Linked DNA regions of Homo sapiens: region 1 is linked to region 2. Evidence: read pairs that join two places in POLR2A ChIA-PET (ENCODE). Cell type or tissue: B cell. All regions are shown on one strand. Links, peaks and the distances in the headings refer to the core of each region. The heading gives the core; the rest is flanking DNA. Region 1 overlaps CCDC30 (coiled-coil domain containing 30). Region 2 holds the start of TMEM269 (transmembrane protein 269).

Region 1 (16,214 bases), core at 4,993-12,992, 190 kb before region 2:
AAGTTCCTGCATTCAAGTGATACTCCTGCCTCAGCCTCCCAAAGTGCTGGGATTATAGATGTGAGCCATTGTGCCTGGCCACATTTTTTATATTATTAATATTTGTCTTCTCTATTTATTAGTTAGCCTGGCTAGAGGTTTATCTATTTTATTCATCTTTTCAAAGAATGAACTTTTGATTTCATTGATTTTTCTCTATTGTTTTCTTGTTTTCAATCCCATTGATTAATACTCTCATTTTTACTATTTCTTTGCTTCTGCTTGCTTTAGGCTTATAATGTTCTTCTTTCTCTAGTTTCCTAAGGTGAAAGCTTAGATTACTGATTTTATATTTTTCTTCCTTTATAATATATGCATGTAATGCTACAAGTTTTCTGCTATGTTGTATCCTATAAATTTTGTAAGTTGTATTTCATTTTCATTTAGTTCAAAATATTTTTAATTTATTGAGACCTCCTTTTTGACTCATGTATTATTTAGAAGTGTGTTGTTTATCCCAAATATTTAGAATTTTCCATCTCTCTTTTTCTTACTGATTTATGGTTTCATAATATCAGTTTAAACAGTTGTATGACATTGTTACATAGATATATCATACTTTATGTAATACTTACATCTTTTAGACTTTTTTGCTATTATAAAACTGTAATAAATATCTCTATACATAAGACTTTGCAACTGCAATGAAGTATGATGAAGTGTGGTAAGTGTTATACTAAAGGAGGTTTAGGTTGCCATGATAGTACATAACACGGATATCTATGGAGTGAGGGAGCTTAAGAAAGACTTCCTCAAAGAAAGTGGTTTAAGTTGAGAATGAAGTAGTTGGTATCAAGAAGCTAAATAGACAATAGTATGGAGGACCACTTTGAGGAAGTGAAAAAGTTCATTGGCTGAAAGAAAATGAGGTTAGGGACAGTGGTGAGAAAATGAGATAAGGAGGTGACGTAGGCCTAGCTCATGCAGAACCTTAGATTTTGTTTGTTTGTTTGTTCGTTTGTTTAGAGTCAGGGATCTTGCTCTGTTGCCCAGGCTGGAATACAGTGGCACAATCATGACTCACTGCAGCCCTGAACTCCTGGGCTCAGATGATCCTCCTGCCTCCACCTACTGAGTAGCTAGGACTATAGGCATACCCAACATGCCCAGCTAATTAAAAAAAAAATTTAGAGACAGGATCTCCCTATGTTGCTCAGGTTGTTTTAGAACTCCTGGCCTCAGGTGATCCTCCAGCCTCAGACTCCCAAAGTGTTAGGAGGTGTGAGCCATAGTGCCACAGATCCTCATGAGCCATGGTGCCCAGCTCTTGTGAGCCACAGTGCCCATTTCTCATGCAGAATATATCAAGCCATGGTGAACAGTTTGGACTTTACCTTAAGAGTATGGGGTTCCTGAATCAAGGAACAGAAAAAATATATATATAAGAAAGAGTAATGGGGAGCCACTATAGGATTTTAAGCAGAGGAAGTTATATGATTAGTTTGCAATTTAGAAAGAACACTCTGACTACTAAAAGAGGCTCAGGCTGCAGAGAATGCAGGGAGTCTTATCAGTACACCAATTTCTTAATTTTATTCATTGGCAGACCTGGTTTGTTAGTCTTTTATTTTTCAAACTCTATATCAATTAACTTCTCGCATATTCTTGAGTTGCTCTTTTAATTTTGACTTCCGAATTTGCTTTTTTTCTTTTTGTAGAGATGGGGTCTCACTCTGTCACCCAGGCTGCAGTGCAGTAGTGCGATCACAGTTCACTGCAGCCTTGACCTCCCAGGCTCAAGCACTTCGCCCACCTCAGCCTCCTGAGTAGCTGGGACTACAGGCGCATGCCACCATGCCTAATTTTTAAAAAATTTTTTATACAGATGAGTTCTCACTATGTTGCCCAGGCTGCTCCTGAACTTTTGGGCTCAAGCGATCCTCCTACCTTGGCCTCCCAAAGTGCTAGGATTATAGGTGTGAGCCACCATGTCCAGCCAACTTCCTACTTTCCAATTCTAGTTTTCAGCTCTCAAATTTTACTGCCAATAACTCAAGTGTTTTTAGTTTCAGTGGATCAAAACTTCTCTTTTAGTTTCAAGGCTTATCTCTTAGTCTGGAAATTGAGAGTGGAACCAAAAAGAAGTAGGCCATAATAGCAGGTATACAGTGAATTAGATGAAGGAGAGATGAAAGAGAGGATATTGCTGTAGAAGTGGATGTGAATGGTAGAAAATTAGCTATAGCAGTCCTTGGAGAGTCTGCACTTACATCCAAGAAACATAAGGAGAAGAACGAGAGGTGGAGGGATGTGAGCCCATGTCTCAAATATAATTGTCCCCCAATAACCTGTTGATTTCTCAGAATACTGAAGTTAGAGAAAACAAACTTAATTGTCGAATGTCAGGATTTTACTGCCCTAGCATGCAGGTGAGACTTTTGCCCACCAGTACTATTTCATTATCATCATCACAGTCTTCAAGATGAATCTCCTAAGTCCAGAGAACCTTGGTCTGAAATCCTCAGAAAACTCTTTTCACAAACTTTATTCTATTACTGAAATACCAGGGGTTTGGTCTAGGTCCCATTGCTTAGTGCACAGAAAGCCAATTACTGAGACAATGAGTATTGCCAGGGAAAAAGGCTTTATTAGGGTGCCGCAGTTGAGGAGAATGGGAGATCAGTCTCAAATCTATCTCCCTGACCAACTAAAATTTGGGGGGTTATAGCAGGGAAGGAATGTAAAACAGGAATTAGTGAGGGGTAAGGAACCAATCATGAGGAATGAGGCATCTCATTTTCTGTATGCTACGATCTGGTGAATTTTAGTTTCTTGCCTGAGGGTCAGTCTCCTGAGGGAGGAACTCAGATATAAATTTCAAGTTTTAAGACTGGGAGGGTACATTTCTACATTTGTTTAAAAAACTGTAAGTGTAATTTCTGTGGGACAGTTGGGCTGGTTTCATGATGAGACTGAAAGAGTGCTAATGGCCCTTGTAGGGGTGGAGGGAAAATTTCCCCTCCCCTTCTGAAGGTTTTCTGAAAAGTCAACTGACAAAAGACAGATTAATAGGAGAAAAAGCAAACACAATTTTATTAACGTGGGGTGGGGAAAATCAAGTGTGATGACCCAGTGTCTAAGTGTGTTGCAGAAGCTTATATACCCATTTCCAGGGGAGAGGGAGATGAGGAATGTAGAGAATTCCAAGGGACAGTAACTCATTAGGGAGAGTGAAGGGACCCTGGAGACAAAAATTAATTCATAAATTATTTACCTGGGAATTTGAATGAGTTTAAGAGATAGCCATTGTCTTGTGAAAAGGTCTGTGGAGGTGTTGTTATATTCCTCAATCTTCTTTTCTGAAGATCCATAAATAATGCAGTTTCAGGGAGGGGATGGGTATAATTGTTCTCCTTGGTAAGTCCAGTCTTCACGCAGATAAGAGAAAAGCCTCTTCTAGCATCTGCTGATCTCTAAGGGCCTTTCATTCAAAATATTTAGTATACCAGGATACCATATTTGAGGTAAAATTCTGTGAGTTCCTTTACCCTCTTTTGGAAAATGGTAAATTTTCTCATAAAATGCAGGCTCATTTATGATTCATTTATAGCAGTGTTAATGTGTGCTTATTATTATCAATAGTGCTTGTAACTAACATTACCTTGAACCCAGAAGATGAAGGGCTCAACTCGTAAAGCAGTAAGGAAGAAAGAATATGGGATTCAGGATTCGAGCCCTACCTCCACTTTGTCTTAACTGTTCTCTCTACCACAACTTCCTCATCTCTGAAATAAGGACAACTACTTTTTCCTCATAGGGTCATTTTGATGAGTGAGTGAGAGAAGTAAGGAAAGCTTCTATCACAAAAGAGGTTCCCTGTGTTGGTCCCTTTAGCTTATAGACACATACCCTACTTCATTGAACCAAAAAAAAAAAAAATCCCTTGTGATGCCATAAAAATTTTAGGTCTGAATTTCATTTGCAATTCATGGTGTGATTTAATCTACATTAATTGCCCTCAGGAAACTTCTATATCAGAACGTAGATGAGTTACACAGGCAAGTGAGAACCTTACAAGATAAAGAAAATCTACTGGAAATGACCTGTTCTCAGCAACAATCCAGAATTCAGCAACAAGAGGCCCTACTTAAACAACTGGAAAATGAAAAAAGAAAATATGATGAGGTAAGAAAGTAAATAGACATGCTTCTCAGTTTTCCTATTCCCATTAGTAACAGCTAATTATTATTGAGTGCCTAGCACTTTACTAAACCTAATCCTTTAGTCAGGGTTCAGTCAGGAAAGTAGAATCTACTCTAGGTATTTCAAGCAAGAAGAGATTTAACACAGGGAATAAGAGCTTACAAAACAGTTGGAAGGGACCAGGGGAGAGTAGAGTCAGAAAGGACTGCTGCTAGCTTTCAATAAATCCAGAAGTTCAGAAATCACAGAGAAGCCACCTCCTGCAGCGTCAAAGTGGAGAATTTGCAGGAACTGTCCTGAAGCTCCTACAAATGTCTCATCTGTTGTCTGCCCTTTTATCCATCTGCTAGTGCTAAAGAACTGTTGGGGGGAAAGACAAACAAACCTGTTTCTTCTTTCTATACTCGTACCACTCTGAATACTTCACTTCTGATATAGTTTGGATGATTCTCCTCTCCAAATCTCTTGCTGAAATGTAATCCCCATCATTGGAGGTGGGGCTTAACAGGAGGTGGTTTTGTCATGGGGGTGGGTCCCTCATAAATGGCTTGATGCTGTCCTCACGATAATGAATTATTGCGAGATCTAGATGTTTAAAAGTGTGTGGCACCTCTCCGCTCTCTCTTGCTCCCACTATCACCGTGTGACATGTCTGCTCCCATTTCACCTACCACCATGATTGTTAGCTTCCTGAGTCCCTCACCAGAAGCTGACCAGATGCCGATACCATGCTTCCTGTATAGTCTGCATATCTGTAAGCCAATTAAACTTCTTTTCTTTATAAATTACCCAGTCTCGGGTATTTCTTTATAGCAGTGCAAGAACAGCTTGACACAGAAAATTGGTACCAAGAAGCGGAGCGTTACTAAAAAAGATACCTGAAAATGTGGAAGCAAGTTTGGAACTGGGTAACAGGCAGAGATTGGAAGAGTTTGGAGGGCTCAGAAGAAGGCAGGAGGACCAGGAGCAGTGGCTCACAACTGTAATCCCAGCGCTTGAGAGGCTGAGGTAGGAGGATTGCTTGAGGCCAGGAGTTCAAGACCAGCCTGGGCAACATAGTGAGCCCTTGTCTCAACAAAAAAATAATTAGCCAGATATGGTGGCATGGACCTGTAGTACCAGCTACTCAGGAGGCTGAGGTGGGAAGATCACTTGAGCTGGGAGGTCGGGGTTGCAATGAGCCATGATCATGCCACTACACTACAGCCTAGGTGACACAGCGAGACTCTGTCTCAAAAAAAAAAAGAGGATGAAAGTTTGTAACTTCTTAGAGACTGGTTAAATTGTTATGACCAAAATACTGATAGAAATATGGACAGTGAAGGCCAGCCTAGTGAGGTCTCAGATGGAAATAAGGAAGTTATTGGGAACTGGAATAAACGTCACTCATGTTACACCCTAGCAAAGAACTCCTGCATTGTGTTCATGTACCAAGGATCTGTGGAAGTTTGAATTTAAGAGTGGTAATTTAGGGTCTCTGGCAGAAGAAATTTCTAAGCAGCAAAGCATTCAAGATGTGGCCTGACTCCTTGTAACAACCTGTGATCAGATATGGGAGCAAAGGAATGACTTAAAGTTGGAACTTATATTCAAAAGGGAAGCAGAGCATAAAAATTCAGCAAATTTGCAGCCTGGCCATGTGGCAGAGAAAGAATCCCAGCAGGGTATGGAGCAACTACTTGCTAGAGAAACTAGCATGACTAAATGGGAGCCAAGTGCTAGTATCCAAGACAATGGGAAAAGGCCTCAAAGGCAATCTCAGAGAACTTGGAGACAGCCCCTACCATCACAGGTCCACAGACGTAGGAGGAAAGAATGGTTTAGGGGGCCAAGCACTGGGTACCACTGCTCTGCTCAGCCTCAGGACACTGCTCCCTGAATCCCAGCTACTACAGCTCCAGCTGTGGCTCAAAGGACCCCAGATACAGCTCAGGCTGCCTGTCCAGAGGATGCAAGCCATAAGCCTTGGTGGCTTCCATGTGGTACTAAACCTGTGGGCACATAGAATGCAAGAGTGAAGGAGGCTTGGCAGCTCCCACAAAGATTTCAGATGATGTGAGAGATAGCCTGGGTGCCCAGGCAGAACCCTGCCACAGGGGCAGAGCCCTCACAGAGAAGTTCTAATAGGGCAATGCTGAGGGGAAATGTGGGGTTGGAAGCCTCACACAGAGTCCCCACTGGGGCACTGCCTAGTGGAGCTATAAGAAGTGGGCCACTGCCCTCCAGACTCCAGAATGGTAGATCCACAGGCAGCTTGCATCCTGTACCTGGGAAAGCCTCAGACACCCAGCTCCAACCAGTGAGATCAGCCACAGGGGCTGCTGCCTGCAAAGCCACAGGAGAAGAGCTACCCAAGGCCTTGGGAGCCTACGCATTGCACCATTGTGCCCTGGATGTGGGACATGGAGTCAAGGGAGAGTATTTTGGAGCTTTAAGATTTAATGACTGCCCTGCTGAGATTTAGACTTGCATGGGGCCTATTGACTCTTTCTTTTGGCTAATTTCTCCCTTTTGGAATTGTGATGTTTACCTAATGCCTGTACTACCACTGTATCTTGGGAGTAAATGACTTATTTTGATTTTTACAGGCTCATAAGTGGAAGGAGATAAGTCTCAGAAGAGACTTAGGACTTTGGACTTGATGCTGGAATGAGTTAAGACTTTTGGGGACTATTGGTAGGGAATGATTGTATCTTGTAGTGTGAGAAAGACATGCAATTTGAGGGGTCATGGGTGGAATGATACGGTTTGGTTCTTTATCCCCTCCAAATCTCATCTTGAAATGTAATCCCCGTTGTTGGAGGTTGGGTCTGAGGGGAGTGTGTTTGGGTCATTGGAGTGCATCCCTCATTAATGGCCTGGTGCTGTCCTCATAATAGTGAGTGTGCTCTTCATGAGATCTGGTTGTTTGAAAGTATGTAGCCAGGCATGGTAGCTCATGCCTGTAATCCCGGCAGTTTGGGAGGCCAAGGCATTTGAGCTTGACCTTGAACTTGAGCTCAGGAGTTTGAGACCAGCCTTGGCAACATGGAGAAATCCATCTGTACAAAAAAATACAAAAATTAATTGGATGTGTTGGCATACACCTGTAGTCTCAGCTATTCAGGAGGCTGAGGTGGGGAAGATGGCTTGAACCTGGGAGGCGGAATTTGCAGTGAGCTGAGATCACGCCATTGCACTCCAGCCTGGACAACAAAGCCAGACCCTGTCTCAAAAAATAAATAAATAAATAAAACTTAAAATATAAATAAATAAAGTATATGACACCTCTCCCCATTCTCTTGCTCCTCTCACCATATGACATGTCTGCTCCCACTTCACCTACCATCATGATTGTGAGCTTCCTGAGGCCCTCACCAGAAGCTGAGCAGATGCTGGCACCACGCTTTCTGTATAGCCGGCAGAACCATGAGCCAATTAAACTTCTTTTCTCTATAAATTACCCAGTCTCAGGTATTCCTTTATAGCAATGCAAAAATGGCCAAATACAACTTCTGACACCAGTTATGTGAGTTTTTCCCCATACTAAGCAATTCTCCAATTCTTTGTGGACACCAACTGGATGTACAAAAATGTAAGTCAGTCTGACACTATCTACCTGAAGATAGCATCAGATCCCATGAGTTAAGCTCTCAGTCCCACAATACTGCCCCCATTCGAGATGCCAATTGCAAGTCCAGGTTTTTGCTTATGCTTCTGACCAACCAGTTATAAATCAGAGGTCCCCACAACCCTCTCCTTGGGTTTGATCTTTTTGTAGGATGGCTCACAGAATTCAGGAAAACAGTTTGCTTACTGGATTACTGGCTGATTATAAAAGGACACAACTCAGGAACAGCCAGATGGAAGAGATGCATAGGGCAAGGCATGTGGAAAGGGATGTGGAACTTCCATGACCTCTGATCACACCACCCTCCCAGGACCTCCACATATTCAGCAACCTAGAAGCTCCCTAAACCCTGTCCTTTTGGGGATTTATGAAGACTTCATTATGTAGGCATGATTGGTTAAATCATTAACTGTTAGTGATTAACTCAACCTTTAGTCCCTCTCCCTTCCTGGGAAGTCTGGATGAGCCTGAAAGTTCCAACCCTCTAATCATATAATGGTACCCCTGGCAACTTGCCTACATCCTGAGGCTGCCCCAGAGTCTCCCCACCCCTCTGCCATCAGTCTTCTCATTAGTTTACAAAAAAGACACTTACCACTTCGGAGATTCCAAGAGTTTTAGGAGCAGCGTGCCAGGAAATAGGACAAAGATCAAAATATGTATGTATTATACCACAGTAACACAAGAAAAATGACTTTTCCTTCCCTTATGCTTTCCAAATTGTGTGCAAGTTCCTCTCATCTGCAGAAACTACACTTGATCCCTGCTAGCAGGGAAGTCTGGAAAATGCAGTTTTCAGGCTTCCAAGCTCATGGCCCAGGGGAAAGCTTAGAAGAGTGGGGTCATGTTGAGTTCTAGCACAGTCCACTTGGGATACTCAGCATCCATCCAAATGCTTTTACCTTGTGGCTTAACTTCTAAACTACAAGAAGAATATCATGCTTCCACTGAATATGATGCACTATAATTCATATAAATAAAGACACACTGTCTCCATAAAAATAAAGAATACTCAAAGTCCAATCAGTATCTATGATTATTTTGGGGTGATGTTCATTTTACTTCAGTCTCAATCCACATGCGTGGATATACTATAACATTAAAACTTAATTATAGGCCAGGTGTGGTGGCTCACGACTGTGATCCCAACGATTTAGGAGGCTGAAGTGGGAGGATTGCTTGAGCTCAGGAGTTCGAGACCAGCCTTGGCAACATAGCAAGACCCTGTCTCTACAAAACAAAATTTTTTTTAATTAGCTGGGCCTGATGGTGTGCACCTGCAGCTCTAGCTACATGGGAGGCTGAGGTGGGAGGATTGCTTGAGCCCAGGAGGTCAAGGCTTCAGTGAGCTGTGTTTGTGTCACTGCACTGCAGCCTGGGTGACAGAGTGAGACCTCAAGTGAAAAAAGAAAAAGCTTAATTAGAAGCCAGGAACTTATAATTAAGCAAGTGCCTATAGTACTAGCTGCTTAGAAGCCTGAGGCAGAAGGATTGCTTGTGGCCAGAAGTTCAAGGCTCAGTATGCTATGATTGCATATGTGAATAGCCCCTGTATTCCTGTCTGGGCAACATAGCCAGACCTCATTTCTTAAATTAAAACATCATGGTCTTCTGCTCTGAATAAAATAAAAAAGAAATGAAAATTTTAAAAATTAAAACAAAAAATTATAAAGTTAACTACCAGTAATACAATAGCATGCATTTTGCTAATGGGTATTGGCCTAAGAAGCCACTCCCAATTTCATCTCTTGGTCCCTTTTCATGTATTCTGGCTAGGGGAGAAATAATATCATATATCAATCACAGTTAAAAGTTTATACATCATCTTGTAAGACAACACTTCAAACCTATGAAGTGTTGTCACCTGGCCAGCATCATAGCTAAGTCTTCCGTAGGTAATTTCGCTGTTTTTTTTTTTCAGATTGGTTTTTCTGCATGATAGGATATACGGTAGAACCAATGAGTCATATGATTATATGAGCCATTGTTTCACTTTTCTTGCTATAAAGTGATTTTCTTGGTCAGAAGCAATATTTTTTTTTATTACTACAAGTCTAGATCCGAGTTATATATCATGACGAGAAATAAGGAATTTGGTAAGTCCACAAATGGTGGTCCTGGCAAAAGCGTTATGGACAGAAAAAGTAAATCCAGGCCAGGCGTGGTGGCTCACGCCTGCCATCCCAGCACTTTGGAAGCCCAAGGCGGGCGGATCACTTGAGGTCAGGAATTCGAGACCAGCCTGGCCAACATGGTGAAATCCCCTCTCTACTAAAAATACAAAAATTAGCCAGGTGTGGTGGCACATGCCTGTAATTCCAGCTACTTGGGAGGCTGAGGCAGGAGAATCGCTTGAGCCTGGGAGGTGAAGGTTGCAGTGAGCTGAGATTGCGCCACTGCATTCCAGCCTGGGTGACAGAGCAAGACTCTGTCTCAAAAAGAGAAAAAAAGAAAAAGAAAAACAAAAGATAAAGCAAATCCATATTTATAATAAGTGTCTAGTCCACTGAGAGCAAATTGTCATTCTATCCACGATACTGATGATAGAAAGGTAATGAACCTGCTACCAGGTTGCTTGCTGGTTCTCCCAGGAGATGGTGCCATATTACTTGCTCAGCATTTATATTGGGATCTTGGGGTTTGGCAAATTAAGTGGATTAGCCTTAGTGACTCCCTGAAAAATATATATTCCTGCTATCATGCACCTTGTCCATGAGCCCTCTAAGCAGGCAAATGGGTGCTAGAAAGAGGCTAAATGACATGTACAGAAAGCACTATTTGTTCCGTCTGATTATTGAGAGATGCCTCTGGTGCGAATGCAAAAACATGTGAAACAGACTTCTACGTTCTGATCCAGCATGTAAGAAGCTTGGAAGTTGTCACTGTGTCCTGACAACAAGTGAAATGCCAAACAAACTGAAAAATCAACACATTTCCCTAGATCCTTCAGAGAAGAGAGGTCACAGTCCAAACCGCTACCCCGAAAATTAGAGATACCTATAGACAAATACAGATAATCACAACTTACTGGAGCAAAACCTTCATGAGGACCAGTGCCCAGGTATGGAAACCTGAACTGTAAATGATGAATTGCTGGAGGCTCAGTGTATCAAGTCTGAGAGAGAGAAACTCCAGAGGGACCCAGTCATTAGGGGACTTAGACACATTTGTGAGTTTTACCTCCTGTAGCATACCAGGTTCTTGTGAATATCTGAGAAAAATCCCCTTTTGCTTCCAGAACGGGGAGAAAAGGGGAACATTTGAAACTTCCTAACAGGGTCTGCCGGCAGGAGAAACTATTTAACCAGAGCCTAAGCTGTTGGGGTTTTGTCAGAGTCTAACAGACCTAGCGGAATAGAAATATCCAACTCCAGCCAACTCTAGCCATCTCGTCCCACAAAAGGGAGGTGGGTGGAGAAAAAAAAAACTAGCACGTGTGAAATTTACAGTCCAGGGGCACAGGCTTACTAAAAGACTGTACCTAATCATAGAGCTATAGAATGCCACCCATCCACCCCAACACTTCACCACCACATCACTAACGGCCCATTTAACAGCAGTTTCCTCTACTCACTGCATCATGTTTCGCTATCAAGAAAAAATTACAAGACACGCTAAAAGGCAAAAAAACAAACAAACAAACAAACAAAAACAGTTTGAACAGACAGAGCAAGCATTAGAACCAGGCTCAGATACAGCAGGAATATTGAAATTATCAGACCAGAAATTGAAAATAACTGTGATTAATGTGCTAAGGGCTCTAAGGAATAAAGTAGACCACATGCAGGAAGAGATGGGCAATGCAAGCAGAGAGAGGGAAATCCTAAGAAAGAACCACATAGAAATTCCGTTACAGTGTTTTTGATTTTTAAGTAAAGATCAAAAACACTGTAACAGAAATGAATACCTTGGTGGGCTTATTAATAGACTGCATACAACTGAGGAAAGAGCTCTGTCCTTGAGGACATCTGAATAGAAATCTACAAAACTGAAAAGCAAACAAAAAAATACTAAAACAAAAACAACAGAATATCTAAGATCTGTGGGATAAATGTAAGGGGTATGATAGATACATATAGATACATATGGGAAATAACCAAAGGAGAAGAAATAGAGAAAGGAACAGAAGACATATTTGAAATAATAATCATGATTGAGAATTTCCTGAGATTAATGACAGACACCAAACCAGAGATCCAGGAAGCTCAGAGAACATCAAGCAGGATAAATGCCCAAAAAACTACATCTAGGCATAAAATTTTCAAATGACAGAAAATCAAAGAGAAAGAAAAATCCTGAAAGAGGAAAAAATAAACAACCTTACTCAGAGAGGAACAAAGATAAGAATTACTTCCAGCTTTTCTTCAGAAACCATGAAAGCAAGAGAAGAGTGGAGTGAAATATTTAAAGTGTTGAGGCCGGGCACAGTGGTTCACACCTGTAATCCCAGCACTTTGAGAAGCCAAGACAGAAAGATCACTTGAGATCAGCCTGGGCAACATGGTGAAACCCCATCCCTACAAAAAAAAAAAGTTTTTTAATTAGCTGGGTATGGTGGTGCACACCTGTGGTCCCAGCTGAGTGGCCCTAGAGTTTATAATATACAACTAACCCAAGTCCACTTTCAAATAACACTATACCACTTCAGGAGGCTGAGGGAGGAGGATCACTTGAGCCCAGGAGGTCTAGGCGGCAGTGAGTTGTGATCATGCCACTGCATTCCAGCCTAGGGGACAAAGCAAGAATCTGCCTTAAAAAAAAAATCGCCAGGCACAGTGGCTCACACCTGTAATCCCAGCACTTTGGGAGGCTGAGGCGGGAGGATCACTTAAGGCCAGGAGTTCAAGACCAGCCTGAGCAACATAGTGAGACTCCAGTCTCTACAAAAAATGGAAAAAAGAAAACCTTAGCCAGGTGTGGTGGAGCACCACCTGCAGTCCCAACTACTTGGGAGGTTGAGGTGGGAGGATCGCTTGAGCCCAGGAGTTCAAGGCTGCAGGAACCATGATTGTGCCACTGCATTCTGGCCTGTGAAATAAATACATAAATAGTAAAGTATTAAGAGAAAAAATTACCAACCTAGAATTCTGTACCTTGCAAAATTATCCTTCAAAGGTGAGGGAAGCTGGGCATGGTGGCTCATACCTGTAATCCCAGCACTTTGGGAGGCTGAGGCAGGAGGATCTCTTGAGCGAAGGAGTTCAAGATCAGTCTGGGCAACATAGTGATAACCTTATCTCTACAAAAAATATATATATTAGCTGGATGTGGTGGCATGCATCTCTAATTTCAGCTACTGGGGGTGGCGGTGGGGGTGGGGACTGGGAGTGGGTTAAGGTGGAAGGAATTTTTGAGCCCAGAAGGTTGAAGCTGCAATGAGCTGATGCAATAAGAAAGGAGGGACAATGGAATTATATAAAATGCTCTATTAAAATTACAAAAGGCAGAAAAAGCATGGAAGACAAAAGTAGCAACAAAGAACAAGAACAACTAATAGAAAACCATAATAAATATGGTAGATATAAATCAAATTATATTAATAATCACTTTAGACATCAATGGTTTAAATGTACCAATTAAAAGAGAATGTCAAAGTTGGTCATGCCACTGCACTTCAGCCAGGGTGACAGAGTGAGACCCTGTCTCAAAAAAAAAAGTAAAGGTGAGGGCCAGGTGTGGTGGCTCACACCTGTAATCCCAGTACTTTGGGAGGCCAAGACAGGAGGATCGCTTGAGACCAGGAGTTTGAGACCAACCTGGGCAACATAGTGAGACTCTGTCTCAACAACAACAACAAAAATTGTTTCTAAGTGAAGGAGAAATACTTTCTCAGACAAAAAAAATTAAGGGAATCTATTACCTTGCAAGAAATGTTAAAAGAAGTTCTTTAGAGAGAAGGGAAACAAAATATAGATCAGAAACCAGGATCTACATAAGGAAGGAAAAGCATTGGAGAATAAATTAGTGAAGGTAAAGTAAAAACTTTCATTTTTAAATTTTAGTTGATCTAAGAGATAAGTTGTTCAGCATAATAGCAACAATGTATTTGATTATGTGTGTCATATATAACTGTGTATAAATATATATACACACACATACATACACTTAGATATGCTTATGTGTAAGTGAAATTAATGACAGCAATGATATAAGGGACAAGAAGGAAGAATTAGGATTATCTTCTTATTATAAGGTACTCATACTACCTGTGAAGTAGTATAGTGTTATTTGAAAGTGGACTTGGGTTAGTTGTATGTTATAAATTCTAGAGCTACTAGAAAAAATAGAAAGAAGTACAACTGATACCCTAAGAAAGGAGGACAACAGAATCATATAAAATGCTCAATTAAAGTCACAAAAGGCATAAAAAGCATGGAAGACAAAAATAGCAACAAAGAACAACTAATAGAAAACAGTAATAAATATGGTAGATATCAATCCAATTATATTAATAATCACTTTAGACATCAATGGTTTAAATGCACCAATTAAAAAAGAATGTCCAAATTGGTCAAAGTTGAACAAAACCCAACTATATGTTGTCTACAAGAAGCCCACTTTAAATATAAAGACACATGTAAATTAAAAGTAAATGGATGGAGAAGGATGTAACATGCTAACATTAATCAAAAGAAAGTGAGAGTAGCTAAATTAATTTCAGACAGCACATACTTCAGAGTAAGGGAAGTGTATTAGTCTGTTCTCATGCTGCTATAAAGACATACCTGCGACTGGGTAATCTATAAAGAAAAGAGATTTAATTGATTCACCATTCTACATGGCTGGGGAGGCTTCAGGATACTTACAATTATGGCAGAAGGTAAAGGGGAAGCAAGGCACATCTTACATGGCTGGAGAAGGAAGAGAGAGTGAGGCAGGAGGTGCTAAACACTTTCGAACAACTGGATCTTGTGAGAACTCTATCACCAGACAGCACTAGGGGCATGGAGCTAAACCATTAGAAACCACCCCCATGATCCAATCACCTTCCACCAGGCCCCACCTTCAACACTCGGGATCACAATTCAACATGAGATTTGGGTGGGGACAGAGAGTCAAATCATATCAGGAACTTATCCAGGATAAAGAGGAACATTATTTAATGATTAAAAAGGTCAATTCTCCAAGAAGAAAAAACAATCTTTAATATGTATGTGCCTAAAAAAAGAATGTCAAAATATGTGAGGCAAAAATTGATACAACTGCAAGGAGGAGTAGGTGAAATTCACTGTTATCATTGCAGATTTTAATACCCCTCTATCAGCAGTGGACAGGTCCAGCAGGCAGAAAATCAGTGAGGACATAGTTGAACTCCACACCACCATAAACCAGCCAGATATAGTGGATATCTATAGACTACTTCACCCAACAACAGCAGATTACACATTCTTCTCAAGCTCTCATGGAATGTTAATCAAGAGAGACCACATTCTGGGCCATAAAACACAAATTAACAAACATGAAAGAATAGAAATCATGCAATGTATGCTCTCAGACCCTGATATGGTTTGGCTCTGTGTCCCCACCCAAATCTCATGTTGACTTGTGATCCCAAGTGTTGGAGGAGGGGCCTTGTGGGAGGTGATTGGATCATCGGGGTAGTTTCTGATGGTTTAGCACCATACCCCTAGTGCTGTCTCATGATAGAGTTCTCACAAGATCTGGTTGTTTGAAAGTGTATAACATTTCCCCCTGTGCTCTCTCTCTCTCTCTCTCTCACTCTTGCTCTCTCCCTCCCTCCCTCCTTCTTTCTCTCTCTCTCCCCCACTCACTGTGGTAAGACATGTCTTGCTTCCCCTTCACCTTCCGCCGTGATTGTAAGTTTCCTGAGGCCTCCCAGCCATACTTCCTGTATAGCTTGTGGAACTGCAAGTCAATTAAATCTCATTTCTTCATAAATTACCCAGTCTCAGGTATTTCCTTATAGTTGTGTGAGAACGGACTAATACAGACCCTAATGGAATTAAACTAGAAATCAGTAACAGAAAGATAGCTGGAAAACTCCCAAATACTTGGAGATTAAACAACAGACTTGTAAACACAAAAGTCAAAGAAGAAATCGCAAGAGAAATTTCAAAATATTTTGAACTAAATGAAAGTGAAGATACAACTTATCAAAATTTGTTGGAAAGTGGTTCTTTGAAGGACATTTATAGCATTGAATGCATATATTAGAAGAGAAGAAAGACGGGAAGCATTGGTGAGTGTCTGAAGGGAGAAAAACCCCTGAAGGCAGCTTGAAACAAAGAGAGGGGATTGGGACTAACAACCCCAGCCCACAAAATCGTGCTATTTATCTCAGCCAAAGGAGATGCAAAACCAGAGTGGCTGTTCTGCACCACCATGCTGTATGAGGCAGAGTCCATGAGTCTTCTGGGCATGAACCCCTAGCTAACCTTCCCACATAGCCAGGGCATCCCAT
Region 2 (14,721 bases), core at 1-8,000:
AATAAGAAATCACAATTTCCAGGGAGCTCACAGTATAGTAGGGAAGGAAACAAGTTAACAATTACAAGATGCTCTAAGAAGGGGTGTGATAGAGGTACGCATGGAATACTATGGAGCTCCGGGGAGGGGTTCCTTACTGAGCTTGGAGAATTTGGGAAGACACTTGGAGGAGCTGATGCCTGCTTGGTGTTGAAAACCATACAAGTTAGAACTTTCTGGAGGCTCCAATTGCCCTTTCATAGGAAGTTTGTCTTTTGGGGGTTGGGGTAGGGTTCATTTTTGGATGGAGTTTATTTGTGAATGAAGAAAGTGACAACCATTTAAGCCATATCAACCAAAGCAGTCCTGGCAATGAGGAGGGGTGGAGTGAGATATGTCCTGGCTAGAAAATCCTTGTGTTTAAAAGCTAGGAGATAGTTGAAGACAGGGAGGAAAAAACATTCCAGACAAAAAATAACATGGAAGGGACATTGACCAGAATTGACACGACATTTGGGGAATCGCAGCCAGTTAAACAGGAGAATATGGACTGGGGAATATGAGAGAAGAACTAATGGAAGGATTTGGGGAGGCTGGTAATATTGGCAGCAGAGTTTGGGTAGAGGGAAGACAGGAGATTCCATCCCTAATCAAGGCAAGGGATGATGGGAGTCTGAATTAAGCAGTAGTAGAATGAGAGGGCCTGTATTTCACCAATTACAAGGTGTACTTCCCCCCCCCCCCCCCCCACATTTTGGTGTCTGTCAAACTTGGACACTTCTAAAAGTCAATGGCATGTCACAGTTTAAGTGGCATTTTTTCTTTCTTAGAGCTACATAAAAGAATCATAACAAGCTGGGCGCAGTGGCTCACGCCTGTAATCCCAGCACTTTGGGCGGCTGAGGCGGGCGGATCACGAGGTCAGGAGATTGAGACCATTCTGGCTAACATAGTGAAATCCTGTCTCTACTAAAAATACAAAAAATTAGCCGGGCGTGGTGGCGGGCGCCTGTAATCCCAGCTACTCGGGAGGCTGAGGCAGGAGAATGTCGTGAACCTGGGAGGCGAAGCTTGCAGTGAGCCGAGATTGCACCACTGCACTCCAACTTGGGCAACAGAGCAAGACTCCATCTCAAAAAAAAAAAAAAAAGAATCATAACATAGCATCTTACATTTGATGAAGCATGGCACATTGAAAGTACAATCGATTGCCATCTTGTTAATAAAATGTCAGAGGGATTAGAGGAAAGACTCTTAGATGATGCTTGAATTTCTGGCTTGAGTGTCTGCATTGAATAGTGGGGATCCCCTCAACAAAATTTTCAGGAGGAGGAGGATATCCCTGTTATTTTCCAGAATAATCAGTGATACTCTGTGATATTGATAATCTACCTTGTTGGCCCTTACCAAATTACTGGGTGTGAGTAACAGCTGACTGTAGCTCCCTTTCTCTACCCTAGTGCTCTGGAAGGAGGAAAGGAGAGCTGGCTTGTATCTTACTTTCTCAAGTTATCAGTCCACAAACATGAAGAGTATTAGTGTTACAGATACAAAGATGATAACTACTGTCTTATGAGCCTTTATTCTGCTAAGTGTATCCATTATCTCTTTTAATCTTCACACAACCCACCATCAATGAGGTATATAGTATTCTTATGTTACACAGCAGGAACATCTCAGAGATTCTGAAACTGGCCCGTGGTTATACAGATGGGAAGTGGTAGAGGTCAGATTCAGACACAGTCCTGTTTGAGTCTGACCATAACCTTAATCCTGTTTGGGCCAATTAAGACAGTCGTAAAAGATCTCAGTATAGAGCTATAAAGAAGTTAAATCACAAAAGTGATAAAGTAAGTTTTTTTTTGTTTGTTTGTTTTTTTGAGACAGTCTCACTGTGTTACTCAGGCTGGAGAGCAGTAGCTCAGTCATAGCCCACTGCAGCCTTGAACTCCTGGGCTCAAGCGATCCTCCTGCCTTAGCCTCCCAAGTAGCCAGGACTACAGATATACACCAACATGTCCAGCTAATTAAACATTTTTTTTTTTGTAGAGATGAAGACTCACCATGTTGCCCAGGCTAGTCCCAAATTCCTGGCCTCAAGCAGAATAAGATGTTTATATGAGATACTATTGGAGTAGTTCACTTGAGCATTTAGTGATAGGTATGTAGAGGATGTATATCAAGGTATAGAGAAGTAACTTATTTAAGGTCATACAACCTATAAACAATTGAGCTCATATCTCTGGCATTAAAGCCTGGATATAGAACCCCCATCAGAAGATAGGGTTCATTTGTTCCTTTAAGGAGCTGGAGCTTGGGAGGAAGGAGCTACAATGTGCCTGGAAAAATTTCATTTCTGTAGTCTTAAACAGCATTTGATTCAGTGGAGCAGTCTGTACTTGAAAGCTTTTTTCTTCATTTTGATTTGTAATATTATCATCTACTGCTTTTCTCTACTTCACTGACTGTACCTTTTCTGTGTCCTGCTCCTCCTCTTCCTGACATCTACATTCTGAGGCCAAGTCTATGGCCCCCTCCTCTTTATCTCTGCTAAGTGGTCTAATCCATTCCCCAGGCTTTAAATGCTGTCCACGCGCTGCTGACTCGCATACATATCTCCAGCCCTCATCAGTCCCCAAGTTTCATGCACACTTGTTTGTCCAACAGCCTTATTTGATATCTCTACTTGACTTGTAGTCATTACAAATTTAACGTGTCCAAATCTAAACTCTTGAGTTCATCCCCAAAACCTGTTTCACCACCAGGCCTCTCTCTTTCCATCAGCACCTGTCTCACACTGTTGTGGCAGCCACAACAAGAATGACCTAAGTCATTCTTGATTTCTCTTGTTCTCCCCATACCAGTCAGCAAGTCCCAGCTCTGCCTTCAAAATGTATCCCAAATGTGACTGCTTCTCTTCACCTCACCCCTTTCCCCCTTAGTCCAAGCCACCAACATGTTCAGCCTGGACAATGCAGTGATCTCCTAACTTGCCTCCCTGCTTCCACAGAGGCTGTCAGCAGCATCTTTTAAAACTACAAGGCCAGGCACGGTGGCTCATGCCTGTAATCCCAGCACTTTGGGAGGGTGAAGCGGGCGGATCACGAGGTCAGGAGATCGAGACCATCCTGGCTAACACGGTGAAACCCCGTCTCTACTAAAAATACAGAAAATTAGCTGGGCGTGGTGGCGGGTGCCTGTAGTCCCAGCTACTCGGGAGGCTGAGGGAGGAGAATGGCGTGAACCCGGGAGGCGGAGCTTACAGTGAGCAGAGATCGTGCCACTGCACTCCAGCCTGGGCCACAGAGCGAGACTCCGTCTCAAAACAAACAAACAAACTACAAGCCAGATCACAACACTTCTGTTAAAAAAAAAAATCCCAGAATTTCTCATTTCTTCCCTAGATTCTATGTGATCTGCCACTCTCAGGACTCAGCATGTTCCTGCTTTGCTGACCTTGCTGTTCTTCCCACACACCAAGCTCATTGCCGCTCATTTACATTTGCTGTCTCATCTGCTTGGAGCATTGCCTCCAGGGTCTTTGCAGGTTTGTGTCTTCTCATCCTTTAGGTCCCTGCTGAAATACCACTTCCCTGATTACCCTATCAGAAATACCAACCCTTCTCACATTAAAGTGGTTCTGATTCTGCTTTGTTTTCCACAGCATTTAGCACAACCAGAAATGATTTATGTTTTGCTTCTGTTTATAAGTTCTCTGATTATAAGTTCTGTGAGGACAGAGACTGTCTTTGTCTTGTTTACTGCTGTCTCGAGCATCTAAAATAGTGCCTGGCGCATGATAAACACTCTTAATAATGAATAAGTGGGCCAGGCATGGTAGCTTATGCCTGTAATCCCAGCACTTTGGGAGGCCAAGGCAGGCAGATCACTTGAGGTCAGGAGTTCAAGACCAGCCTGGCCACCAGGGTGAAACCCCCATCTCTACTAAAAATATAAAAATCAGTTGAGTGTGGTGGCGGGCACCTGTAATCCCAGCTACTCAGGGGGCTGAGGCCTGAGAATTGCTTGAACCTGGGAGGCGGAGGTTGCAGTGAGCCGAGATTGTGCCACTGCACTGCAGCCTGGGCGACAGAGTGAGACTCCACTTCAAAAAAAAAAAAAAAAAAAAGAAAGAAAAAAAGAATAAATCAATGGATGGACATCTGCAGCTCTGCACCTATATCCTGTGAAGGATCCAAGTCAATGCAGTTAATAGAAATATAATGTGAGCCACATGTGTGATCTAAATTTTTCCAGTAGCTACATCAAAAAGTAAAAAGTGAAATTAACTTTAAGAATACATTTTATCACCAGGTGCAGTGGCTCATGCCTATAATCTCAGCACTTTGGGACTCTGAGGCAGGAGGATCGCTTGAGCCTAAGAGTTCAAGACCAACCTGGCCAACATAGGGAGATCTCATCTCTACAAAAAATACAAACATTAGCCAGGCATGGTGGCATGTGCCTGTGGTCCCAGCTACTTGGGAGGCTGAGGTAGGAGGATTGCTTGAGCCCGGGAGGTCCAGGCTGCTTTGAGCCATGATCATGTCACTGCATTCCAGCATGGGTGACAGAGTGAGACCCTGTCTCAAAAAAATAAATACATACATACATTTTATCTAACCCAACATATCCAAACTATTAGCATTTCAACAAATTACTAAAAGAAATTATTTTACATTCTTTTTTAAACTAAGCATTCAAACTTTGGTATGTACTTTATACTTACAGCACGTCTCAATTCAGACTAGCCACCTTTCAAGTGCTCAGTAGCCACATGTGGCTGCTGGCTACCATATTAGCACAAGTGTAAGTAGCCTAACTTACTGTTCCTGTTCTGTACTTCCTGTGAGATCCAGAATGAGGGAAGCTAGAAACTTCTGTTAGGGGGGTATCTTTCTCAGCTACCCTGCTTCCTTCCCCTCTCCTGAAGGAAACTTTGGGGATGTCCAGGTTAATAGATGTATGATCATATCCTTAGATTAATAATGCTAATAATTGAGCTTCTACTCTCTGTCAAGCATATAATCTCATTTAATTCTGACAACAATCCCATTTTACAGATTAGGAAACAGGTTCAGAAAAAGTAACTTGTTCATGTTTATACATCTGGTAAGTGTTAACGCTGGAATGTAAACTTGGTTTAAAGGTAAGCTGGTATAATCATTACGCTACAATTTTTAACTTGCCACTCTTTTTTTTTTTTTTTTCTGAGATGGAGTCTAGCTTTGTCACCCAGGCTGGAGTGCAGTGGTGCAATCTCGGCTCACTGCAGCCTCCGCCTCCCAGGTTCAAGCATTCTCCTGCCTCAGCCTCCCGAGTAGCTGGATCTACAGGCACGCACTGCCACACCCGGCCAATTTTTTTTTTGTATTTTTAGTAGAGACAGGGTTTCACCATGTTGGCTAGGATGGTCTTGATCTCCTGACCTCGTGATCTGCCTGCCTTGGCCTCCCAAAGTGCTGGGATTACAGGTGTGAGCTACCATGCCTGGCTAATTTGCCACTTTAATGGGCCACATGGCAGGGAGCAATGAAGAGAAACACGTGGATGGTCAAAGGAAGCTGGCCTGACTCAGGCTGGGGCGTGTAGCAAACCTTTTGTTGCCTCCGCCCGGTTTCTCACACACCCTAGGTCTGACTTTGGTATCACTGTTTTCAGGTCTCAGCTCCACTAATTATTAATGGTGTGTTCTTCAGTAGAATCAGCTGTCTGATCCCCTACTTCCTCTTCTGTAGGATGGGAATGCTAACACTAACCTCAGGTTAGCTGAGAAGTTCCAGTGACATGATGAGAATGTCTGTACAACATGTAGCCCAGTACTTGCTGTGTGGTGTTCTCAGAACATGCTTGGTCTTAAACTCCTCTTTCCCGGGCTGGCTGCAAGGAGAGGCAAAGTGTCACTTGACCTTCTAGCTCCCTTGCCCTTTTATATTCTCCTGTGGGGTCCTCACAGTGATCCCTGCTCCAGTGTCGCTTCCGGTGGACTGGTGAGGATGGGGCACTATCTGAGAACCCATGCCTGAAATCCTTACCCAATACCAAAAAGTTTCTTTCTGTAGCACTTTGTCAGCCCAGCTGCCAAAGATAGTCACCTCTGAGATGCTCTTATCCCCTCCCTCTCGCTGCTCTCACCCGTGGGAGTCCATCTCACATGGGCTCCTGAGGGGGCTCCTTCTTCCCATCCCATCTGTTGCTCACCTGCCTCCTGCCCTGCGGGATTGCAGATCCTTCCTCCACAATGCCTGCCAGGTTAGTCTTCCTGAAACAACCTGACCATGTCACCTTCCTACTGAAAAACTTTTCTTCAGGAATTGAATCCAAATTCCTTAGCTTGTCATTCATCCAAATAGTATTCCTATGTGCCTATGCCCTTCCTATAGGCACAGCGAACAGTAGCGAAGCAAACGTACAAGCAGCCCTGCCCGCGTGGAGCTTACCTCTAGGGGCCCAGGAGAGGCTGGGCCCAGCATCCCGGCACAGCCTCGCCTCCCCAGCGCATTTCCCGCCCCACTCCGGGCCCACGCGCCTGGGCCCGCCGTCTCCACCATGAAGCCTTCCCAGCCTGGCCCAGGTAGAGGAGACGTCCCCTTCCCTGGGACTCCTCCATTCCCCACCGCCCCCACTACAAGACCTGGGCTCCCCTGGAAACTGAGGCCCTTCTCCCCGACTACAGACCCGCAACCCCTCCCCTGCTCTGAGGATTGTGAGCTAAGAGCTAGGGTGGGAGTGAGAGGCGCTCCTCGCTAGGGCTGGCCCCCTCCACCGCACAGGAAACGGGGCAGGAGGGCGGACCCCCATCTCATGTAGGAATGCCGTGTCCCCAGGGTGAGCCCTCAGGTGAGCCTCCGCGGCCGCGTGGAAGGGGCGAGAAGGGCGCTGCCCGGGTGCTGTCGGCGACCAGCCCGGCTCCATCTTCCCGATGTGGTCGCGGCTGAAGCCGGGCCTGGGCATTCTCGGGACAGCCAGAGTGGGCCAGGGGACCACGTCCCATCCCCAGAGGCCGGCCCTCCGTCGGAGGGTTTCCAGCCTCCAGGAAAGGAGCGGGGGCTGGGAGGGGAGGGGGTCTGTAACTGGCATGAGCGGCGTCGTCGCCGTGCCTGTGCCACGCGTGTCGCCGGCTGGAGAGCTCCGCCTGGATGGTTTCACTCCGCGGAGGCGCCGCCCCGCCACTCAGTTAGAAACCTCAGAGCCATATTCAACTCTCGTCTCCTCTGCAGCACCACTGCCACAGCCCTGCTTTTCTCCTCACGTCCACCCTCCTCGCCCCCACCCCCGTCTCCTGGCCGGTTTCCTTTTCTGCAGTTTGCCGCCTCCAAGCCGCCCTGCGCTTCCTGCCCGTGTCTGACAAAGACTCTGCTCCCTTACTGAACACCACAGTGCCCGCCACGGGCTGCCACTCAAGGTCACATCCGCACGACCACCCCCTGCAGCCTACCTGCCAGTGTCATCTCTGGTCACCCCTCCCTCCCAGGATCCATCTCCTCATCGTGCTTCCGCACCTGCGGTTCATTCCCTGGGCCAAGAATGTCCCTCCTAATTCTTTGTTCATCCTTAGAGACCCTGATAAATGTCACCACAGGAGTGGAACCTTCCCCTGCCCCACCCCAGACTTAGTCTCTCCACAACAGCTTGCACATCCCCTTGTCCAACATTACACTTGTCCCTACACACAGCTGCCTCCTCTACCAGACTCTGAGCTGCTGGAGTGTGCGGCCTGGCTCTTGTTCTCCTCATCCCCCACCCCACACACAAGGCCCGGCACAGAGCAGCCATTGGCAATAAATAAACCGCATTTTAAAAAATGAGTAAGTGGAAGACCATAAGAACTGGGTAGTTGCTGGGTATGCGGAAGGGGCTGGACTGTTGAGCGTTCATCTGAGGCTTCTTGGAGGCCACACTGGGCAGGGTTAGATGGAAGGTCAATAGATTTGGTGCAGCGAGAGGACCTCAGGGAAGCACCAGAGTGACCTGTGATGTTAATTTAACAAACACAGAACAACTTCTATTGTCAGGCCTCATACTGGGTACAGGGACCTCGGCCAGCACTCAAATTGCATTCCCTGTAGGAAAGCCAGTGTAGGCGGTGCCCAAACAGAGTGCCAAGTGTCACATGGTAAGCACAAGAAGACAAGACCATACAGATGAGGGGCACCTAACGTGCTCAGGGGTGATGTCAGAGGGGCTTCCCAAAGAGGAGCACCACCCAACCCAAGTCCAAAGGGAGGTTCTGAGAAGGGTGGGGAGGACTGAGAGGAAGCTGGGAGAGCTGAGCAGAGCTGGCATACCAAACGCAGGAGTTGGACTCCATCCTGAGGGCATTCAAGAAGCTGGGGAGTGACCAGATCACCTGCAGTCTCGTGCTGTGCCAAGCCTCAGCCCTCGCCCCTCCTGGGAGCCTTCTCACCCCGTGGCAGGCTGAGCCCCTTTTCGGTGCTCCATTAGTAGCCCGGTCGCCTCTTTTCTGTGCAGGGTTAGGTACTGTGGCTAAACTGTGTCCTTTGGTCTTAATCTTCTCTGTGTCCCAAGCACCAGGCACCACATCTTGCCCCTGGCCAAACATTTGCTGAATGAGTGGGTGGTTCCTTATTTCTGTTGTCCTCTACAGCCCTTACTCTCAATTCCACATCCTTTCACACCTGGGACCTGTGCATTCTGCTGCAAACAGCATTTAACTGGGAAAGAGGAGACTCAAATCAAATCCTGGCTCCACCATTTACTGGACAAGTCACATAACTCTCCTGAAACCTCAGTTTCCCCATCTGTAAGATAAGGTACCACTATGAATAGGGTCTAAGTCTCTACATGTATGCAAGAGACTCATTTCCTTGGATAGGTTGTAAACTCTGTGATGGTAGGGACCAAGGTTTCTACCAGCACCCAGCTCAGGCACAGCATATAACCAATACAATGTTCAGTCCTCTTGGTTGGTAGACAGCAGAGCACAGGGGAAAGAACACTTAAGGCAAAATTGTAACTTTTGTTCTGCCACTTCTGGTGTGACCTTGAGCTAGGTTCTTCCCATCTCTGAGTCTTCCTTGCTTTACCTGGAAAGTAGGGACAAGAACCCTTGCCTGGCCGGGCGCGGTGGCTCACGCCTGTAATCCCAGCACTTTGGGAGGCCGAGGCGGGTGGATCATGAGGTCAGGAGATCGAGACCATCCTGGCTAACAAGGTGAAACCCCGTCTCTACTAAAAATACAAAAAATTAGCCGGGCGCGGTGGCGGGCGCCTGTAGTCCCAGCTACTGGGGAGGCTGAGGCAGGAGAATGGCGTGAACCCGGGAAGCGGAGCTTGCAGTGAGCCGAGATTGTGCCACTGCAGTCCGCAGTCCGGCCTGGGCGACAGAGCGAGACTCCGTCTCAAAAAAAAAAAAAAAAAAAAAAAAAAAAAGAACCCTTGCCTGACAGAGCTCACAGGGCCAATGGAAATCCTAAATGTGAAAGTGGTTTGTGAATGGAGGAGATAATGAAAGAGATAATATAGTAGACAATTGACCATTAATTAAAAATTAACCAGTGTGAAGTAGCACAGAGGCAGCAGCAATGCTTGACAGGTGGTAGACAGACCCTGGGCACCTGCTAACTGGCTCTGAGCAGCAGACAGTGGGATGTTTGATCTTGCTGGGGTCAGCCCAGAGACCCAGGAGAGACCACTACAGCGGGTTCATGGGGAGGGAGTATGCAGCAAGTCCTTTGTCCCCTTCCCTTCCCAGATTTCCCTGGCTTGCATTGCTTCTTGTCTTAGGTTTGGAGGGGCTCTGGCATACGAACGTCTTAGGAATCCCAATGGCTCTGGCCATGTAGCTACTGATCACCTTTGGTGAGTGAGGCTGGCCCATGGAGGCAGTGAGCCCAGCAGTGCTGCCCTGATAAACTCTAGTCCCAAACTCCAAGTCAGCCCTCCCAGCTGCTGGCATGTTGGTGGCAGGTTTATGAGAAAAGACCATGGTTTGTCTCAGCTCTTGTCCAGACCAGATGGGCCTGGGGCTGAACAGAGGGGCTGGATGGAGGCAGAGCTGGAGGTGAGATTAATCCTCACATCTGAAATGGGTGAGGATTAAATGAGAAAACAGATCTGGGAACACCTTGAAACTTGTTTATTTCACTCAAGTGCAGGATCTATTTGTGGCTGGTACATTTGCCCCAACCAGCGGGGCTTCTCAGTTTTGGGGAGGAATGGGGCTCTTTCTCCAAGAGACTCAGTTTCTCAAGCAGATTGAGTGTAAGGTGTACAAATGTGGTCTTAGAGTAAAAACAGAGACAAGACAGACTGTGAAGATGGGCAGGGCCAGCCAATTCCCTGTTGTGGGAGAGACTGGGAGAGACTGGGAGCACTGGGGGGCCTGGGCTGGACGGTCCCACACACACAGGGAGGCTGCTGCTGCCTCGCAGGCCTGGCCATTGAGCTCGTTCACTGCCATATCCCACACACCTCCTCCTGCTGAAATCTATGCCTGCAGCGAAGAAACAGCAGATTTAGAATCAAACAGATGGGATTTGGTTCTACTTACCATGTGACTTTGAGCAAGTATCTTCCTCTCTTTTAACTGTAGTTTCCTCATTCATAAAATAGGGGAGAATTCTAGCACCATCTCCTGAGGTTGTCAGGATCTGAGAAACAGACATGGGGATGGGAACATGGCGAAAAGATCTTTGTGAACTATTCAGTGTTGTACACTTTTTTTTTTTTTTTTTTAGACAGAGTCTCACTCGGTCACCCAGGCTGGAGTGCAGTGGTGTGATCTCGGCTCACTGCAACCTCTGCCTCCTAAGGTTCAAGCGATTCTCCTGCCTCAGCCTCCTGAGTAGCTGGGATTACAGGCATGCACCGCCACACCCGGCTAATTTTTGTATTTTTAGTAGAGACAGGGTTTCAACATGTTGGCTAGGCTGGTCTCGAACTCCTGGCCTCAGATGATCCACTTGCCTCAGCCTCCCAAAGTGCTGGGATTACAGGCATGAGCCACCGTGTCCGGCTACACATTCAGTTTTAATCTGCCGTCTCTTTCCTTGTGGGAAGTAGGCCTGCTGTTCTGACTGGGGCCTGTCAGAACCAGGACCTTGAGGCACCTCAGCTGCAGCCCTGTGCTTCAGAAGGAGTGAACTTGGACTGTGGGACAACAGGGCTTCCTGGCACTACTTCTCTCTCAAGCCAACCCTTCGTCAGTGACAAGGGCCCACCTCTCAGATGGGAGAAGGGCCCCATACCCCCTGCATTCTGGGCCATGGGGCTTCAGGAGAGTCAGCATATGGACTGGAGGGATGTCTGTGCTGTGGGGCAAAGGTGCAGTCAGAGAGGGAGTGGAAACTATGCTTGTGTTGGTTCACCCACTCTGCTGTTGAGCTTTCCCAAGACGCTGGATCCTCAGCACCTTTGTCTTCACCTCCTGAGTCTCCTTCATCTACCTCCTGTCTCCCTTAGTCCAGCCAGTGAAACAGAATGTAGGGAGGGTGCCATTCTGGGATGAGATCTAGTGGAACAGGTCCCTGGGAGCCTCTTCTGGGACTCCTTAACCTTGGGAACCCTTCGCCCCTCTCTCTTGGGCCCCAGGTAAGGGTACCAGTTTCTTCCTGAGCCATGACCAGAGCCATTCCCAGATAAATGAGGTTTCCTGGAAGGATGTTACCAGTGCCTTATCTCTGGCCAACATGGTGCTGGGGCTCTTCTCCATCATCTTCAGCTTCAGCAGGTAGGTCTGGGGCCCAGCAAGCTCTTAGCCAAGAGCTGGAGCCAATGGCATGCGGGAAGGAGAGGGAGAGTTTGGAGAGCAGGCACTGAGGCATAGGAATCCACAGTGTACCCAGGGTAAGTGCAGTGGCTTAGGAGTCAAGAGGCCAAGATCCCATGCTCAACGGTACCAGTTCATTCCAGCTATGGCAGTCTAGAATGGTTTCTGTGAGAAAGTCAATAGATTCTGTTCTGGTGGCCCTTATGCAATCTTTGGGTAGGCCACAGTTCATATTTTCTAATTCTTAGATCATATGACCTGGCAGAATATTTGAAATTAGCACTGTTCTGGGAGGTCCGAGACATTATATGTTCCCCCAAAATGTTGTAAGCAAATTCTATTTCTGTAAGTTGAATCCCATTTCAATGTTTTTGGGATGTCAGTCCTTTAAAGATAAATCCTTTATGATGCGGGTAACATCTCCTAATCTACTTGATTGTCTATAACCATCAGTAAGTGACTTCTCTTTGGATTTGTTTCTCATCCACAAAATAAGATGACTTTACCTGATGATGTTTAAGCCCCCTTCCAGCTGGAAATTTTTGTGATTCTCTAAGTCTTGGTTTTTGGAGTATAATAAAGTAGGGCACACCTACAGCAGAAAATTTCTTTTTTTAAGAAACTTTTTTTTTTTTTTTTTTAAGAGATGAGGTCTCATTATATTGCCCAGGCTGGTCTCAAACACCTGGGCTCAAGTGATCCACCTGCCTAGGCCTCCCAAAGTGCTGGGATTACAAACGTGAGCCACTGTGCCCAGCCCAGAAAATTTCTATCCTCTTAGTACAGCCTAATTTTCTAGGAGTGTTGCCATGATGGTGCCCTGAGTATTTTTATTTAACTTCAGTCCCCTTTAGATACATAGGACTAGGTCTAAACAAAGGAAATGCTGTGGTAGTTTGGAGACAGCTGAGGTCTAGGTCAGGCCCTTTGCTTCTTCTGGGTTGCCTAAGCATTGCAATCAGGGTGCAGACTTGAGAATGGGCCTCTCAGGGCAGGTTTGCTTGGAGCTGTGGTGGCAGCTTTTAGAGGGACCTGAGAGCAGGTGCTGGATGGAGGCACAGAATCAAGAATGTGGGGTATGAAAGAGCTCATGGAAATCATTTAAAGCATCAAAATACATGAGGCAAAAACTAATAGAACTGCAAGGACAAATTGATGAGTCTACTATCAAGGTTGGAGATTTCCACCCCCTCTATCAGAAACTGACAGATCCAACAGGCAGAAAATCAGCAAACACATAGTTGAAGTCAGCAACACTATTGGTCACCTGGATAAAATGGACATCTATAGAGTACTTCATCCAACCATGCAGAGTACACATTCTTCTCAAACTCACTTGGACAGATCACATTCTGGGCCATAAAACATACCTTAACAAATTTTAAAAAAGTATACTCTCAGACAACATGGAAATGAACTAGAAGTCAATAACAGAAAGATAGCTGAAAAATCCTGAAATATATGGAGATTAAACAACACACTTCTAAATGACACGTGGATAAAAGAAGAAGTCTCACGAAACATTGAAAATGTTTTGAACTAAAAAAAATGAAAACATGATTTATCAAAACTTATAGGATGCAGGGAAAGCAGTGCTTTGCTTTGAGGGAAATTTATTGCATTGAATGCATATAGTCAAGAAAAGAAAGATTTAAAATCCATAATTTAAGCTTTAACCTTAGGAAACTAGAATAAGAAAAGCAAACTAAATCCAAAGGAAGCATAAAAAGTAAAAAGTAAAAATCAGGCCGGGCGCAGTGGCACATGCCTGTAGTTCCAGCACTTTGGGAAGCTGAGGCCGGCGGATCACTTGAGGTCAGGAGCTCGAGACCAGCCTGGCCAACATGGTGAAACACCATCTCTACTAAAAATACAAAAATTAGCTGGATGTGGTGGCAAATGCCTGTAATCCCAGCTACTTAGGAGGCTGAGGCAAGAGAATCACTTGAACCTGGGAGGCGGAGGTTGCAGTGAGTGGAGATCGTGCCACTGCACTCCAGCCTGGGCAACAGAGGGACTCCATCTCAAAAAAATAAAATAAAAATTAGAGTGGCAATCAGAGAAATTGAAAACAAGAAATTAATAGAGAAAAATGGATGAAACCAAAAGCTGATTCTTTGAGAAGATCAATAAAATCAGTAAACCTCTAGCCAGGCTAACCAAGTTAAAAAAAAGACAAGACAGAAATTACCAATATCAGAAATGAAACAAGGGCCATTACTACTGATTCCACAGATATTAAAAGGATAATAAAGGAATGCTATGAACAACTCTACGCCCACAAATTTGATATCGTAGCTGAAAATAATCAATCCCTTAAAAGACATAAGTTACCAAAACTCACACAAGGAGAAACAGGTCATCTGAATAGGTTTGTATCTATTAAACAAATCATTTAGCACACACTCCTCATTTTACAGATGGGGGAACAGGCCTAGAGATGGGGTAGTGATTTACCTAAGAATTCATAGGGAGATGGTGGCAGAGGCTGGACTAGAACCTAGGTCCCCTGTGCCATCAAAAATGCCTGGAAGTTAGAGTTGGAAGGGATCTTAGTGATGTTCTAGGGGGTTTGGGGCACCCCTTTAAGACTGTAGATTGAGTTTGTGAGGGATGTAGGCATGTGTATGTGCATGTGTGGTGCAAAAAGCAGCATATATCAGAAGGGATGTGAGTGTGGGGGACATGAAGAGGTGTGTATGTGTGCAAGTGTGGGAGGTGTGTGGGAAGTATATTAGTGTATACTAATATACTAATGGGGGGCAGGGGAGAGTCTCCAGTGGAAACTGCGAAAGTGCTTCCCTGTTTGGGCTTGCTGGCCTGCACTTTAGGAAATGCCACTATGCCTCCCGGATGCTCCTGGTCAGCTTCCTGTTAGACATGGCAGTCAGGGCAATGACCAGCCACATCAACATATGCTCCAAATTGGGTGAGTTCAGGCCCCAGGCCCCTAATCCTTGCCCCCAGTAGCATCCATCTGGGGTCACCCCTTCGTCCATCCTCTAACATCC

The links. ChIA-PET counts read pairs that join two places held together with the same protein. Peaks named below come from ENCODE experiments on the same cell type or tissue, not always from the same donor. Only the 100,000 strongest peaks of a DNase experiment are listed, where the experiment ranks them.
Region 1: POLR2A ChIA-PET joins it to region 2 with 13 read pairs; 2 of 35 experiments call an interaction of 5 or more read pairs at or near these places.

Annotation. Positions count from the first base shown.
Region 1 is chr1:42,585,320-42,601,533 of GRCh38, forward strand. It overlaps CCDC30 (coiled-coil domain containing 30), which reads left to right. Exons shown (of 21, transcript NM_001395517.1): 14 at 4,002-4,164. The region is part of intron 1 of LOC124904162 (a long non-coding RNA gene); the gene reads right to left. Among named protein-coding and RNA genes, the nearest start is that of PPIH, 65 kb to the right of the region's middle. In B cell, for the core only: no CTCF peak of the experiment used is centred there; no DNase peak of the experiment used is centred there.
Region 2 is chr1:42,778,264-42,792,984 of GRCh38, forward strand. It overlaps C1orf50 (chromosome 1 open reading frame 50), which reads left to right. Exons shown (of 5, transcript NM_024097.4): 5 at 1-1,228. It overlaps TMEM269 (transmembrane protein 269), which reads left to right and starts at 6,728. Exons shown (of 6, transcript NM_001354602.2): 1 at 6,728-6,819; 2 at 11,533-11,671; 3 at 14,542-14,639. The coding sequence starts at 11,631. TMEM269-DT (TMEM269 divergent transcript) reads right to left here and starts at 6,632. Exons shown (of 4, transcript NR_133055.2): 1 at 6,420-6,632; 2 at 5,739-5,859. It overlaps LOC107984946 (a long non-coding RNA gene), which reads right to left. Exons shown (of 2, transcript XR_007066036.1): 2 at 10,058-10,435. RefSeq lists an enhancer at 6,728-7,469. In B cell, for the core only: no CTCF peak of the experiment used is centred there; a DNase peak (open chromatin) is centred at 7,198; H3K4me3 peaks cover 651 bases; H3K27me3 peaks cover 335 bases.